Linked DNA regions of Homo sapiens: region 2 is linked to region 1. The links are chromatin contacts, found by Hi-C or POLR2A ChIA-PET in ENCODE. All regions are on one chromosome and are shown on one strand. The core of a region is the stretch at or near the end of the contact, and the rest is flanking DNA. Distances in the headings are between cores, read along the strand shown. Region 1 has its middle 33 kb from the start of DNAJB12. Region 2 overlaps CHST3 (carbohydrate sulfotransferase 3).

Region 1 (7,049 bases), core at 1,172-3,671:
AGCCCGGTGGAGAAAGCAACTTCGAATTCTGAACTGCAGTAAGAGCTAAAGAGAGAAAACAGGAAGCTCTGAGAGTTAATAACAGGATCTCTACTCAAGTAACATTTATGTGGGGATCAATATGAGAAAGAGCCAATCATTTGAAGAGTGTAGGGAAAAGCATTCCGGGCAGAAGGAACAGCATGAGTGAGGGCACAGAAGTCTGAACATTGTGTGGGGTGTGTGGGGAAGTCTGAGGCTCTTCCTAATTACAGTGTAGGGGTGTAGTTGGGGGTTAAGCCATACAGGCAGGGTAGAATCAACGTGAGAAAACCCCAAATGCCAAGCCAAGAAATTCTGTAAGCAACGGGGGGCTACTCATGTCACTTAGTTTAGTAACAGCGGTTCTAAAGCTCCAGCCTGGAAAAGCCCAGAATATTAATGTTCAAGAGGAAATCTCTGCTTCAAATCAAAGGCTCTTTCTCCTGCTTGCTGGAAATTCAAAGCCTGCCCCGTGCCTCTGAGCCTTAGAGCCAGACAGGTTGCCTTATTACTGATTCCCTACAGAAACGCAGCCCAGAGAGGCCAAGAGATTTGCCCAAGTGAAACAGCAAACCAATGCCAAACGCAGAACCTCAAACCCCAAATGCCAGCCTTCAGCTCCAGCCCTAAACCTGTCCCCTTTCACCTGGAGATTCTTTCTGGCAGGCACTCAAAGCAGGTAGGTGAGAAAATGCCTTTTTTTTTTTTTTTTTTTGAGACCAGTCTAGCTATGTCACCCAGGCTGGAATGCAGTGGCAAGATCGTAGCTCACTGCAGCCTTGACCTCCTGGGCTAAAGGGGTCCTCCCGCCTCAGCCTACGGAGTAGCTGGGACTGAAGACTTGAAAATTAAATAAATTGCATTCTTGAAAATGCATGTTAACACGAATTTGTGGAGCACTTACTTACTAGTGCCAACTACGGTACCTGGCCTGGGAAATAGACCTGCCCCGGGAGGTAGACCTCCCCGAGGGCACTCCCAGTCCTGGAGCCCCCAAACTTCTTGAACTACAGAAATTCCCCTAGGACTCCCCTCCCCTGCCCCCCACTCCCCAAGTTGCTGAAAATCATGAGTAACAAAGCGGCCAGGAGTTTCCTGTCTTGCTGAGCTGGCTTACTCAATTTCCCTCGTTTGTCCGCTCAGACCAGACGGGGCAAAGGGCAGCCATCAAAGGTGTCTGGGACGAGCCCGGCGGGGTAATGGGCCGCTAGGGACTCAGTCTGGCCCGGGTCTCAGCCGGGGCAGAAGGCAGCCGGGCGAGGGCCGCGGGTGGGGGGCAGGGGGCCGGGGACAAGCAGCCCCGCCCAGGCCGGCGCGCTGTGTGCACAACGTGCAGGGCTGCGAAAGCGGATGCGGCCTGATGGGGCAATCGCTGGCAACGCGCCGCGGGTTGTCAGCGGGCGCTGGGGGGTGGGAGCCCGGCGCCGGCGGGCCCTGCCTCCAGCATTGGCCCCGCCCCCAGTTCCGCAGTCGTGGCTGGGTTTCGGGGAGGGCGCCCGGTGCGGGGGGCGCCCAGGGCCTGCGCACACGGGTAGGCCCGCGTGCCCAAGCCCCCTTGCAGCCCAGGCGCCCTGGCTCATTATCCATCCCGGCCACTGGCGTTCGGTTCCGCTCCTGTCGCACCACCCCCTCACTGCTCTGACAGATACCAGGAGCTGGTGCCAACCCGCAGACACACCTGGGCAGCCCCACGTGGGTATCGCACGCGCAGGGGCACATCTGCCCTGCCGGGTTTGGAGAGCAGTTGCAAGTCAGCCCCTGGAATGTGGTCCCGTGCCGGCTGGAGCAAGAACTGTGTAACCTCTCTGAGCCTCAGATAACTCATCTGTTAAATGGGGAGGATGATAGCATCACTGGGTTGTTGTCAGGATGAAATAAGATAGAGGCTATAGGGGCGGGTGTGGTGGCTCACTCCTGTAATACCAGCACTTTGGGAGGCCAAGGTGGGAGGATCCCTTGAGCCCAGGAAGTCAAGGCTGCAGTGAGCCAAGATCACGCCACTGCACTCCAGCCTGTGCGACAGTGTGAGACCTGGTCTCAAAAAAAAAAAAAAAAGGCTACAAAGTGTTATATCAGAGTCACTAGCACTCACCCAGTAAGTGATAGCCATGAAGATTCTTAAAGAGAAGGGAACTGGGAGCTACAAAGCCAGCTGGGCTCACAGGCTGCAACTGGGGCATGTCTGGGTTTCCGGCTTCTTTTTTCCTTCCCTGTATCATATTTATTTTTTCCTCAATATCACCCCTCATCTTTCACCCAGGGCCTGCAATATTCCTTCGTTCATTTGACACACATCGGTTGATATTTGTGCCTGCTGTGAGGCATTAAAAACTGCTTATCTGGCTGTGTGGCACCCGGGAACTTTCCCCAGGCCACACCAGCTACACCTGTGGCCTCCTCAGCCTGGGTTGCTGCCCTGAGTCACTGGAGTAGGTCACTTCCTCTCTCAGTCCCTCCATCTGTGCAATAGGGATAAGAGGCCTGGCTTCTCTCTAGTCTCCTGGGACTGTCAGGGGATGAGTCAGATAACGGTGGGGAAGGCGCAGAGAGGCAGAAAGCAGCTCTTACTAGAGCGGGGCCCATCTGGCTGATGCAAGGCTTGCACTTTGCATGTAACCCCAGCCGGTACAAACAGGGATGGCTCCGGGAAGCGTGAGGAGCAGGGGGAGCAGAGAAGTCCCCAACCCTACCCGACAGCCGGGGTGTGGGATCCAGACTGGCAGCTTAGGAGTCTGAGCAGCTGGGGCTCTGTCCAGGCTCTGCTTCCCCAGCTCTGCGAGCATGACAGCAGGTTCCTGACCCCTCTGATCCGGCTGCCTTTTCTGTCACTCAGGGGTTGCAGTACCTCCCTCACCTAGCTGAAGTTGGAAGTGAAGGTGGTAACTCCCAGAGGGAGTGGAGCCCTTCCGTGTTTCTGGGAGGGGTCTGAGGGCTGGCCGGGGGGGTCCGGGTGGGGGAGGTGGGACCAGACAGGAGGAAGGCAGCCCTGGCCAAAGGCTCAGCATATTCCATAGTCACCTCAGGCAGGGGGTTCTAGGGGCTCCTCCCAAAAGAGTCAGAGACCCCTGCACCCTCAGCCGACCCCAGGCATGACAGACCCCGCCTCATCCCACAGTGCACAAGGAGATCACACTCAGATCTGGGCCCCAGTCTGGCGTCTGCCCCAGGCCAGCTGCATGACCTTGGGCAGGTGATTGAATGTTTTTGGGTCTCCATTTTTCCACTTGTGAAATGGGGATAGCGATGCCTACTTTGTAAAGCTGTTGTGAGGCTGGGGGAAAATGAGAACGATATCAAGTGTTCACAGTAGAGGCCAGCACTGTTGTGAGCGGCAGCTCCTCTCCCTCCCCTCCCCTCCCCCTTTCCCTATCACAGGTGGGGCCAGGTGGAATGTCACAGTAAGTCCTTGGGATAGAAAGGTCTACTGACATATTCAAAGTGCCCCCGCCCCCAAGGTTTCTAGCCTGATACCATAAGCTTTGATGGCAAGAGCTCTGTTTGCTTGGGGACTTTATATGCATGATTGTATTTGACATATGACGAGGGCCATACGTGGCATCCATTATATAGATGGAAGCGGAGGCAGGAGAAGTCAAATAGCTTGTCTGGTCACATGGCTAGAAAGGGTGAGTGCCAGGATTTGAAACCAGGTCTTCCGGACTCCAGCTCATCCACCACACACCCCCTGCCTGCCTCTTGCTTTTGCCCTGGGTGTTCTCCTCTTTCCTGAGTGGCCTCTTATGATGTGGAGTCCCCGAGGCCAGGGACGGTCATGAGCATGGCTTCCTTGTCTTCCAGGGTGTGGCTCAAGCACACAGTGGGTCCTCAGTCCACCCTGCTGACCAGGGAGATGAGTCCTGGCATGAGGGAGATGACTCATGAAGCCGGGCTGGGCGAGGGTACGTGCCTGTGTCTCTGTGTGCGTGCATCTGTGTGCGTGCACAGGGAGGGGAATGAACGAGTACTGTCTGCTGGAGGCCTTCTCTCTCCAAGCTCCTACCCCATCCGGCGCTGCTCCTGAGACTCAGCCTTCAAGGGGGCTCTGAGCCTGAGAAGCAAGGGTGGGGGAGGTCTTGGCCATCTCCCTCCCTGGCCTAACGCAGGGCCTGGTGGGGGCTGTGGCTGATGGCGGTTCCATGGGAAGCCAGGTCCTCCCTGGTCCAAGGGGAAGCTCTTCGGGCATCTTCCACCAGTCTAGGCCCTGCTATTTTTAGATGCTGTCCCCTCCCCAACCCTCCCCTCCCCATCACATACCAGCTGAGGGAGGAAGTGACTCACCTCAAGCCCAGACAGGTAGAGGCAGCCTCAGTGGGCCCCGGGCAGGCCTGGTTCCTACGCTGGGGTTGCCTTCCTGGGATCACCTCAGGCCTGCCCCAACCTGGGGACAACACAGGGCTGGGATGGAGCCCAGGGCCTTTCTTGGGCTCCTCCATTCTCCATCTCACAGGACCTAACAGGCCTGGGTCTCTGATGGACTGTGGAGCCTCTGCTCAACTCAGCAGACCTCATCAGGCCTCGGACTGCACTGTGGGCCTGTGGCCGGCCTCAGCCCAGTCTGAGGGAGCCAGACAGGCGAAGGGGACTGCCTGTGGCCCCACCCTGTCTTTGTGAGTGACCAGTGTTATGGAAAGAAAAAATACCTGGTTCAGTGGGGACAGGAAAGGTGTGATGACCCTTGGGATGTGTGTCCCAGTGGAGTGGCCAGCTGTCCCAGAATGCCCAGATCTGAGGGGTTTCTGGGGACTCGGGACTCTCAGTGCTCACCAGGAGAGTCCTAGGCAAGTCAGGACGGTTGGCCACCCTGGTGCTGCATTGCAAGGTATATCCTAGCGAGAGGGCAGGTGTGGGGAGCTTGTTTTGGTTTCCTGACGGAGTCTCACCTAGTCAGGGCCGCAGGACCCAGCCCCTGGCCAGCTTGCTCTCTCAGGTCAGGGCATCACCTTGTCCATCTCAACTGGAAAGAGGCTGGGCTGGGCTGTGTGAGAACCCAGAGCCCCGGGGCAGGCTGGAAGACCTGTGAGCCACTTTGGCCAGGGAGGATAGGGGCCTGTCAACATGGGGTTGGGTGGACAGGTTAGCAGAGGCTGGGGCTGGGAGAGGAAGGGCACCTACCCACATAGGGCAGGGCAGGGGGAGGCAACCAGGAACAGCAGGAAATAATGACAGGAGCCCAGGATGTGCCTCAGGTAAGCTTGGCCCCAGGTCTGCAGACTGTCGGGTACTTGCAAGGAGGAATGGGAGACAGTGTGGCGATGGCTAACTGGCAGGCTGGCAGGGCTTGTTGGTTACTTGGAGAGGCCTCGCCAGGGTGACAACCTGGAGAACTCTCGGCTGCTCAGAGAAGTGGACAGAGGACTCCGCTGCCCTCCTAGATCAGGGTCTGGGGCTGCCTTCAGGGACAACCCAGCTCCTGGCCCTGAGGCCTGCCCTAGGGGGTTAGGTCAGGGGAGCCGTGGCTGAGGCCCAGACCTTGCTGGGGACAGCCTGCACCCCCGGCCCACCTTTGTCCTCCTCATCCACGGTCCACAGCCCAGGGTTGGGGCGGGGGGATGGTCTGTGTCCCAGGCAGCAGCTCCGACACCGCTGAGCTGGGCGACCTTGGCAAGTCACTTCTCTTTTCTGGGGCTCGATTTCCTCAGTGGTGAGATCGTGGGGGTAGATTAGGGGTCTGTTTTTTAAATATTTATTTTGGCCATGGAACCCCTTCTTCAGTCACAATTCCACCTGCACTAAACAAGAGATAACAGCGGGTGACTGAGACGGGTGGGCTGGAGCCCCGGGGGCCCTCCCACTCTTACCCCACACCCCTGGGGGCCCAGGGCTCTGGGGACACAGTTTGAGAACCCGTCTTCACAGCCTGCCGCCTCTAACACTCTGTGATTTATGCCTTCAGGACAAGGATGTTGTCCTTGTTGCCTTCTCCAGGCAGCCCAGTAATTAGACCCCAAGCCCAGCATGTTCTGGTACTATCCATTCCGTGCTGAAATCTTCAAATTCTTTCTCTCTTTCTTTCCTTCCTTCCTTATTATTTTTTGAGACAGAGTCTTGCTCTGTCGCCCAGGCTGGAGTGCAGTGGCACAATCTTGGCTCACTGCAACCTCTGCCTCCTGGGTTCAAGCAATTCTCCTGCCTCAGCCTCCCAAGTAGCTGAGATTACAGGCGCCCACCACCACGCCTGGCTAATTTTTTTTTTTTTTTTTTTTTTTTTTGTATTTTTAGTAGAGATGGGGTTTCGCCATGTTGGCCAGGCTGGTCTTGAACTCCTGACCTCAGGCGATCCACCCGCCTCGGCCTGCCAAAGTGCTGGGATTACAGGCGTGAGTCACCGAGCCCGGCCAAAATCTTCAAATTCTTAATCGCTGGTTTCTGCTGACAGTGAGGTCTGTTATGCAGAGTTCAGTAGGGCCACAGGTCCCTTGTCCCTTCTCAGGGAAGGGACCGGGCCAAAACTTTCTATGCAATGGCCAACCCTGTGGGGCACTTCCAGGTGTGTGTAGGATGTTCAGTCCCCAACAGCATGCAGGAAGGTGTGACTCCCACTGGCAGACAAGGGAGGGGCTCAGGGGTCTTAGGAGGCTGGTTACTGATACCCCTGTGGATGCAGGGCTGGGTGCCTGGACAGGAGCCCAGGTCCTTTCCTGGAGCCACAGTCTGGGGCCCTGGCCCAGGCCCAGGTTTTCCCTGGCTTACTCCGGGGGTGCTGGCACCTGCAGACACCAGCAACAGAAAGAGGCAGGAGTCGATGAGGGAGGCGGAGAGGAGGGGGACTTTCCTTCTTCTGCTGGGGGTCTGGGGCGTCCTTTTCCAGGCTGAGGAGTAGGGCTACCCATTTCCCCATCACCTTCCGGCCAGGGGCAGTGGGTAGAGGAGGAGGCCGAGATTGCACAAACAGGTATGGGAGGAGGCCAGCAGCCAGGCAGCTGGCTGGGGTCGCCCAAGGGCCGTGAGAGAGTCCCCAGTGCCCGTACTGACATCAATGGCGCCCGGAGGGACTCAGTCGGTCATCTAGCAGTCTTCTCTAGCTCTCA
Region 2 (7,049 bases), core at 2,662-5,161, 330 kb before region 1:
AGGGGGAGGCCCCAGGAAGGGGAGGGGTGGAGACCAGTTGGAAAGATAGGGTGGGCCAGGTTGTCCCCAGGTGGAAGAGTTTGGACTTGATTTTGGAGGAATGGAGCCCACAGGGCACTGTCTGGTCTCCTCTGCCATATTTCTTGATGATGCCTCAGACCCGCAGGCCTGCTCAGTCTTTGAGATCTGACATAATGCAGCAACCCAGCTCCCATTGAGAACCTCAGGATTGGGACCAGAATCATCATTCTACTCCTTGTCACCCACAGCCAGTGACAGCCATTTATCTGGGACGGCCAGTGAGCTCCTGTTTCCCAGGAAGCCAGCAGTGGCCCTGGTGCCTCCAAAATGTTTCTTCCAAGATTCTCCTAGAACCATGCATTTGGGACCATGCCTTTTTTTTTGAAAAGGAGTCTTGTTCTGTTGCCCAGGCTAGAGTGCAGTGGCTCAATCTTGGCTCACTGCAACCTCTGCCTCCCGGGTTCAAACAGTTCTCTTGCCTCAGCCTCCTGGGTGGCTGGGATTATAAGCACATGCCACGATGCCTGGCTATTTTTTGTATTTTCAGTAGAGACGGGGTTTCACCATGTTGTTCAGGCTGGTCTGGAACTCCTGAACTCAAGTGATTCACCTGCCTCGGCCTCCCAAAGTGCTGGGATTACAGGCGTGAGCCACTGCGCCTGCCCAAGACCATGCATATTTTTTAGAGTAAAAGTATGAAATACAAACAAATACAGAGAGTTTTCCAGATGAGGCAGGAAAATAGGGTCTAGAGGCAGGGAATGTAAGGCCAATCACACTTCAGCTATAACAGGAAATACCCTCTCCATAGCTCGTGCTCTGTAAATGACTTTGTAACTTTACTTCATCCTCTCCATTTACATAGGGCGTACCCAAAATAACAAATGGAATCCTCTAGAGGGTATTTAAACTCCCCAAAATTCTGTAACGGGCCTTTTGTTTGTTTGTTTGTTTTGAGACACAGTCTCACTCTGTCACCCAGGCTGGAGCGCAGTGGCGCAATCTCAGCTCACTACAGCCTCCGCCTCCCAGGTTCAAGCAATTCTCCTGCCTCAGCCTCTCGAGTAGCTGGGATTACAGGCATGCGCCACCGCACCCAGCTAATTATTGTATTTTTAGTAGAGACGGGGTTTCATCATGTTGTCCAGGCTGGGTTCGAACTCCTGACCTCAAGTGATCTGCCCGCCTCAGCCTCCCAAAGTGCTGAGATTACAGGCGTGAGCCACCATGCTCGGCTGACGGCCTTTTGAGCTCCTGTGCTCGGGCCGCCCCACGCTGTGGAGCGCACTTTCTCAGTAAATCCCTTCATCCCTTCCTTGCTTTGTGCGTTTTGTCTAACTCTGTGTTCAAGACACCAAGAACCTGGACACCCTCCACCTTTAACACAAAGCCACACCACAAGTTGGTGACAGGTCCTGAAAGATCAGTTCCTGACTAGGACTCTGATCTGTCCACTGCTGTACAGCTGCTCCCTTCTGGCTAAATCAGCTTGCTCAGACACAGAGCATAGTGGTTGAATTTGTGGACTGTGGAGCCAGGCTTCCTGTGTTCCGATCCCAGCTCTGCCTTTAACTCAGGGTAAGTTTTCTCATCCCCTTGCCTTTGATGGGGATGGTGACTATTATCCATAAGCATTATCCAGGGTTCTTCCAAAGATTAAGTACATTTATGTACATGAAGTACTTGGAACAATTCCTTGTTCACTGTGTTAACTTCTGTTACTATTCAGCTCCTCTAGGGCAGGGGCTGTGTCTTTTCCTTCCTGTTCCTAGTGCCTGGTTCCATGCTTGGCCCAGAGCAAGTCCTCAGCAAATGAATATACTTGTTTCATGTGAGCTTTTGTCACTCAGAGATTCTTTAGGTACTTTCCCAAAAGCTTGCACTCTTACAAATTTCCATCTTAGTTCTTCAAATCTTTCTTCTCCTCCTTCCTGCCGCAGAATTGCCATAGAGCAGCCTGAAGCTTGCTCTGCCCCTTGCAAAGTCCAGTGAGCCGTTCAAAGATAACCCAGATGTCCCAAGCCTCCCAGCCAGAGTGCCTGTGCTGCGCAGCTGGCGTGGTTGCCCCAGTCTCCTTCGCCCCAAGGCCATGCTTGGCCGACCCCCTGACCCGCTGAGGTTGCGCAGAGCTTTTTGGGCCCTGTAGCAGCACTGCTTGGGCACCAAGCCTTGCATGGTCTCATGGGACTCACTGCCTGCAGCCGCTAGTCCCAGCTCCCCTCCTTACCAGAACCCACACCATGTTGTCCAGCTGATGGGGGATCACATATCATGCTATTCCCTCCAGGATCCTGTCCCCTGTTTTTCTCCCCCTGCCATGAGGAGTAGCATCCTCATTTAGCCTTTCCCTCAGAAAGTCCCCACGCTTATCACTACACATGAATAGATCCCAGGAAGGTCACTTTCTCATGGTTCTGCAAAAAGCCAAACTCCAGTTGAGGTCCAGTTTGAACCCAACTAGTTCACTCCTCTGCCCTAGAAAGGCCATTTCTGCTCAATCTTACTGCCCCACCTCTACTTCCAACTTGCAAAGATCTCTTGAAACCCTGCCTCCTGTTGTGGGAGCTAGTTTTCTTTTCTTTTTTTTCCTTTTCATTACACAGTTTCATTTTGACATAACAGTAGATTCACACGCAATTTTAATAAATTGTACAGAGAGGTCTCATGAATCTGTTACCCACTTCCCCCTATGGTAACATTCTGTGAAAGCCTAGCCTAATGTCACAATCAGAATGTTGACTTCATACAGAATCCCCTGTGGTGCCCTTTTATAACTACACTCACTTCCCTCCTGCCCCCACCCCTTCCTTGACCCTTGGCAATACTAGTCTGTTCTCCATTCTTACAGTTTTGTCATTTCAGGAATGTTCTATAAATGGAATTATGCAGTGTGTAACCTTTTGTGATTGGCTGTTTTCACTCAGCACAGTTCCCTGGAAATTCATCCAAGTTATTGTATGTGTATCAGTGTTGTTTTTTTTTACTAAGTAGGTAAAACAAGGGACACAGACCTGTTCTCCTGGCATCCCTCCCTGGTTAGCAAGAGATTCAGCAGGCCGCTGCCACTCTGGCCTTGCTGATAGCTAGTGTGTGTGCAGGCAGCAGCTCCCGCTGTCTGTAAGAGCGCCAGGGTAGTGAAGTTGGGTGCTCTAAAAGTAGTGGCTCTCCATCTTTGCTGATTCTAGGTTAGAATCACCTAAGGAGCTTTAAGTAATCTTGATGCCCAGGCCACACCAATGCAATCTGAATCTGGAGGTGGCACCCAGGCCTCAGTGATTTGTAAACTTCTCTGGATGATTCTTATGCTGTCAGAGTTGAAAACCAGTCCTCTAAAACAGCCGCAGCAGATTCACAATAGCTGTGCCATCCTCCACCCATGATAGATGTCACAGAGCAATCGCAGCACTCGTATTTTCAAATACGGCGCTCCAGGCAGCCCCTTCCCATCTGTCAGCTTTGGCCCGGGGTGGAAATTGACTTGCCCTCTTAGCTGAGAAACCGTTTGGCCATGGCCATGTCCAGGTGTGCCCAGGCCCGAGGCCTGACATGTTAGGTGAGTGTCCCTGTAAGTAATGCTGGAAAGGTGGGCCCTTGACCGATAGGAATAGTTGCAGCAGGCAGAGATCGCCTGGGGCTGGTTCTATAAGATAAACCCGAAGTGGATCAGCCAGTGTCCCTCCCCTGCAGCCCAGCATGGGGAGAGATGTACCCAAGAAATACCAACCAACAGTGCCATTGGCATAGACGGGCTCTGGCTGACATTTGTTCAGACCAGCAATAATGCCCAGCCTGTGTGCAATCTTCCCAATTTTCGGAGCTCACACAGCTTCCTTGATGCTCACAACAACCCTGTGGGGCCAGCCTAAGCTCAGAGAAGTTAAATTCCTCACCCAACGTCAGCAGAGAGTAAGTGGGAGAGCTGGGACCCACTCCAAGTCTGTCCGAGTTCAGGGCCATCTGTCCAACGCTCAGAGCAGTTAGACAATTGACCTCTGTTTCCACTGGCAGACCGAGTGTAGATGGGCTCCTCTGTGGCCATAGATCAGTCAGAGGATAGCAGCAGACACATGCGGACCAAGCCTCCTGCTGCCCAAGACCCCTGTGGCCCCTCTCTCCCTAACCGCTGCTTCTCCTACAGATCTAGTGCAGAGATGTTGGACAGAACACAAGAGGTTGAAGTCAGGGCGGGAGCAGGAAAAAAAAAAAGAATAAGAAGAAAAGAGGCTGGAGTTCCTCCTTTCATCACAGGAATAAAACCCCTTCCTGCTGTCAATGGGACCATTAAGTGGGAGTTTGAGGAAGCTCCAGAGGATTCAAATTCTGTTGCCACTGTATAGAAACAGAGGAGACCGACGCAGTGACTCACATCTGTAATCCCAGCACTTTGGGAGGCTGAGGCGGGCAGATCACTTGAGGTCAGGAGTTCAAGACCAGCCTGGTCCGCATGGTGAAACCCTGTCTGTACTAAAAATACAAAAAAATTAGCTGGGCGTGGTGGTGCCTAACTGTAATCCCAACTACTCGGGAGGCTGAGGCAGGAGAATGGCTTGAACCCGGGAGGCGGAGGTTGCGTTGAGCCAAGATTGTGCCACTGCACTCCACCCTGGGTAACAAGAGTGAGACTGTCTCAAAAAAAAAAAAAAAAAAAGACAGAGGAAATAGAAGTAGGGTTGGAAGAAAACAGGGAGCAGAAGAAATTCTCCTCTCTGTCCTGTCCCTTACTTGATCATTCTCCAGGATCAGAAAGCCTCCTTAGAAGGTCAGGAAGGAGGATAGAGCAAGAATTAGGGATCCTAGACTTATGCATGGAGAGTTTTTCTCTACCCGGTTATCTCAGAAATCCTGTAATGGAGCCGTCTTTCCAGAGGTGCAGAACAAAATGGGAAGCTGTGGCCATTGTGTAGCCATTGAAGGCTAGCCCATGGTCCCCTCACAGCTTCCATGGGCTTCTCCCGAGCATGTGCACGTATGATGCACCCATTGCATGTATACGTACATGCACACATTTCTGGTCAAAAGGTTGATGATTGATAAAACTGACAAAAGCTCCAAACCCCACAAATGAGCACAGCGTTTTGTAATAATGAGCATGACCAAAATGGGAAAAAATAGGGCACATGAGGGATGAGGGAAGAAAAAGGACTCCAGGGCCCAGAAGATTCCTAGGCTTCCTTAGCCACCTCCTCCTAAAGTAGGGGTAATAAGTACATGGCACATGTGCCAGCCCTTCCCCTGTGATATAGTTGGGATATTTGTCCGCACCCAAATCTCATGTTGAATTGTAATCCCCAATGCTGGAAGTGGGGCCTGGTGGGAGGTGTTTGAGTCATGGGGGTGGATCCCTCATGGCTTGGTGCTGTCTTCCTCATAGTGAGTTCTTGCCAGATCAGGTCATTTAAAAGTGTGTGGCACCTCCCCATTCTCTATCTCTCATTCCTGCTTTTGCCATTTGAAGTGCCTGCTCCTGCTTTGCTTTCCGCCATGATTGAAAGCTCCCTGAGGCTTCACCAGAAGCCAAGCAGATGCCAGCACCATGCTTCTTGTACATCCTGCAGAACCAAGAGCCAATTAAACTGCTTTTCTTTATAAATTACCCAGTCTCAGGTATTTCTTTATAGCAGTGCAAAAACAGCCTAATACACCCTATCTATACACACAGCAGACATCACTACTCAACTGCCATGTTCTTTCCCACAGAAAACAAGCCTGATCTCAGGATTCTTCTCATCAAAGTGCTCCAGGCTGCCAATTACCAACCTATTAGCTTTTACTCATGAGATGAAAATGATTTGCCAGGCCGGGTGTGGTGGCTCACACCTGTAATCCCAGCACTTTGGGAGTCCGAGGCAGGTGGATCACTTGAGGTCAGGAATTCGAGACCAGCCTGACCAAAATGGTGAAACCCCATCTCTACAAAAATGTAAAAATTAGCCGGGCATGCTGGCACTCACCTGTAATCCCATCTACTCAGGAGGCTGAGGCAGGAGAATCTCTTGAACTTAGGAGGTGGAGGTTGCAGTGAGCTGAGATTGCGCCACTGCATTCCAGCCTGGGCGACAGAGCAAGGCTCTGTCTGACAGAAAGAAAGAAAGAAAAAGAAAGGAAGGAAGGAAGGAGAAAATAATTTGCCAGCCTCAGCTTGAGCCCAGGAGTTCGAGACAAGCCTGGACAACAGGGAAAGACCCTGACTCTCCAAAAAGCTTTTTTTAAAAATAGCGAGGTGTGGTGGCACATGCCTGTGATCCCAGCTATTTGGGAGGCTGAAGCAGGAGGATCACTTGAGTCCAGGAGGTTGAGGCTGCAGTGAGCCATGATCACACCACCGTATTCCAGCCTAGGCAGTGGAGCAAGACCCGTCCTCAAAAAGAAAAAAAAAAGTTGGAAACCTGATACAGTCACCATTTTTGTCAGGATCCCTCTTGCTTGTTCTGGGTTAGGTTCATCACAAAGCTGCTTAGATGGACTTGGTTATTCAAGTAAATATTAAGCGCTAACTGTGTGTAGGATGATGGATTGGGACACAACTCCATATGCTTTTTATTTCCATTATTTTTATAACTTTCTCTTATATTGATATTTTAGTAACATGGTAACAAATTTAAACAATAGAAGAAAGTAGAAGTTAAAAGTCAGTGACAGTTCCCACCCATTCCCCAGTTCCCTCAACCACTCTTGTCAATCTCTTCTTTCCATCTCCAAAGATATCCAGCATTTGCATGGATCCAGTCCAGTTTGTAGGCAGTTGGTAGCATGCCACGCATACTCTTGCCCTTGCTTTTATCACTCATGTCTTGAACAGCATTTTATGTCAGCCCTCCAGAACTTCCTCTTTCTTTTTAATCATTACAGAGTATTGCACTGATAAATGTACCTAACATTGAGCTAACAAGTTGCTGTTTTTTGTTTTGGTTTTGGTTTTGCCTATTAACATGCATTAATGTCATGGTTAGCCTTTTGTAATTATAATCGATTTATTGTTGTATATGTCCTTGTTGTATCCATGCAAATATATCAGCAAGATTAGTTCC

The links. Hi-C counts contacts between places; a loop is a spot of excess contacts on that map. ChIA-PET counts read pairs that join two places held with the same protein, here RNA polymerase II (POLR2A). Pooled maps may share reads with other maps.
Region 2: a loop to region 1 is called in a pooled map, with 4 times the contacts of the local background. The contact joins two enhancer-like sites. A Hi-C loop is called at or near these places in 1 of 168 maps with a recorded cell type or tissue (endothelial cell of umbilical vein), 4 of 37 single-sample maps with no recorded cell type and 3 of 50 pooled maps. POLR2A ChIA-PET finds 5 or more read pairs at or near these places in 5 of 52 experiments (K562, MCF 10A, PC-9 and 2 more).

What each region holds. Positions count from the first base shown.
Region 1 is chr10:72,318,375-72,325,423 of GRCh38, forward strand. No RefSeq gene overlaps it. Among named protein-coding and RNA genes, the nearest start is that of DNAJB12, 33 kb to the right of the region's middle. RefSeq lists enhancers at 711-760, 2,397-2,691, 2,441-2,860, 3,294-4,493, 4,456-4,505 and 1 more and silencers at 1,111-1,670, 4,157-4,451. Within about 2 kb of position 2,422, at least 41 of the 41 ENCODE cell types and tissues checked have a DNase peak (open chromatin) inside an H3K27ac peak, as active enhancers do.
Region 2 is chr10:71,983,065-71,990,113 of GRCh38, forward strand. All of the region lies in intron 1 of CHST3 (carbohydrate sulfotransferase 3), which reads left to right. Among named protein-coding and RNA genes, the nearest start is that of CHST3, 22 kb to the left of the region's middle. RefSeq lists enhancers at 1,904-1,953, 2,014-2,083. Within about 2 kb of position 3,912, at least 21 of the 41 ENCODE cell types and tissues checked have a DNase peak (open chromatin) inside an H3K27ac peak, as active enhancers do.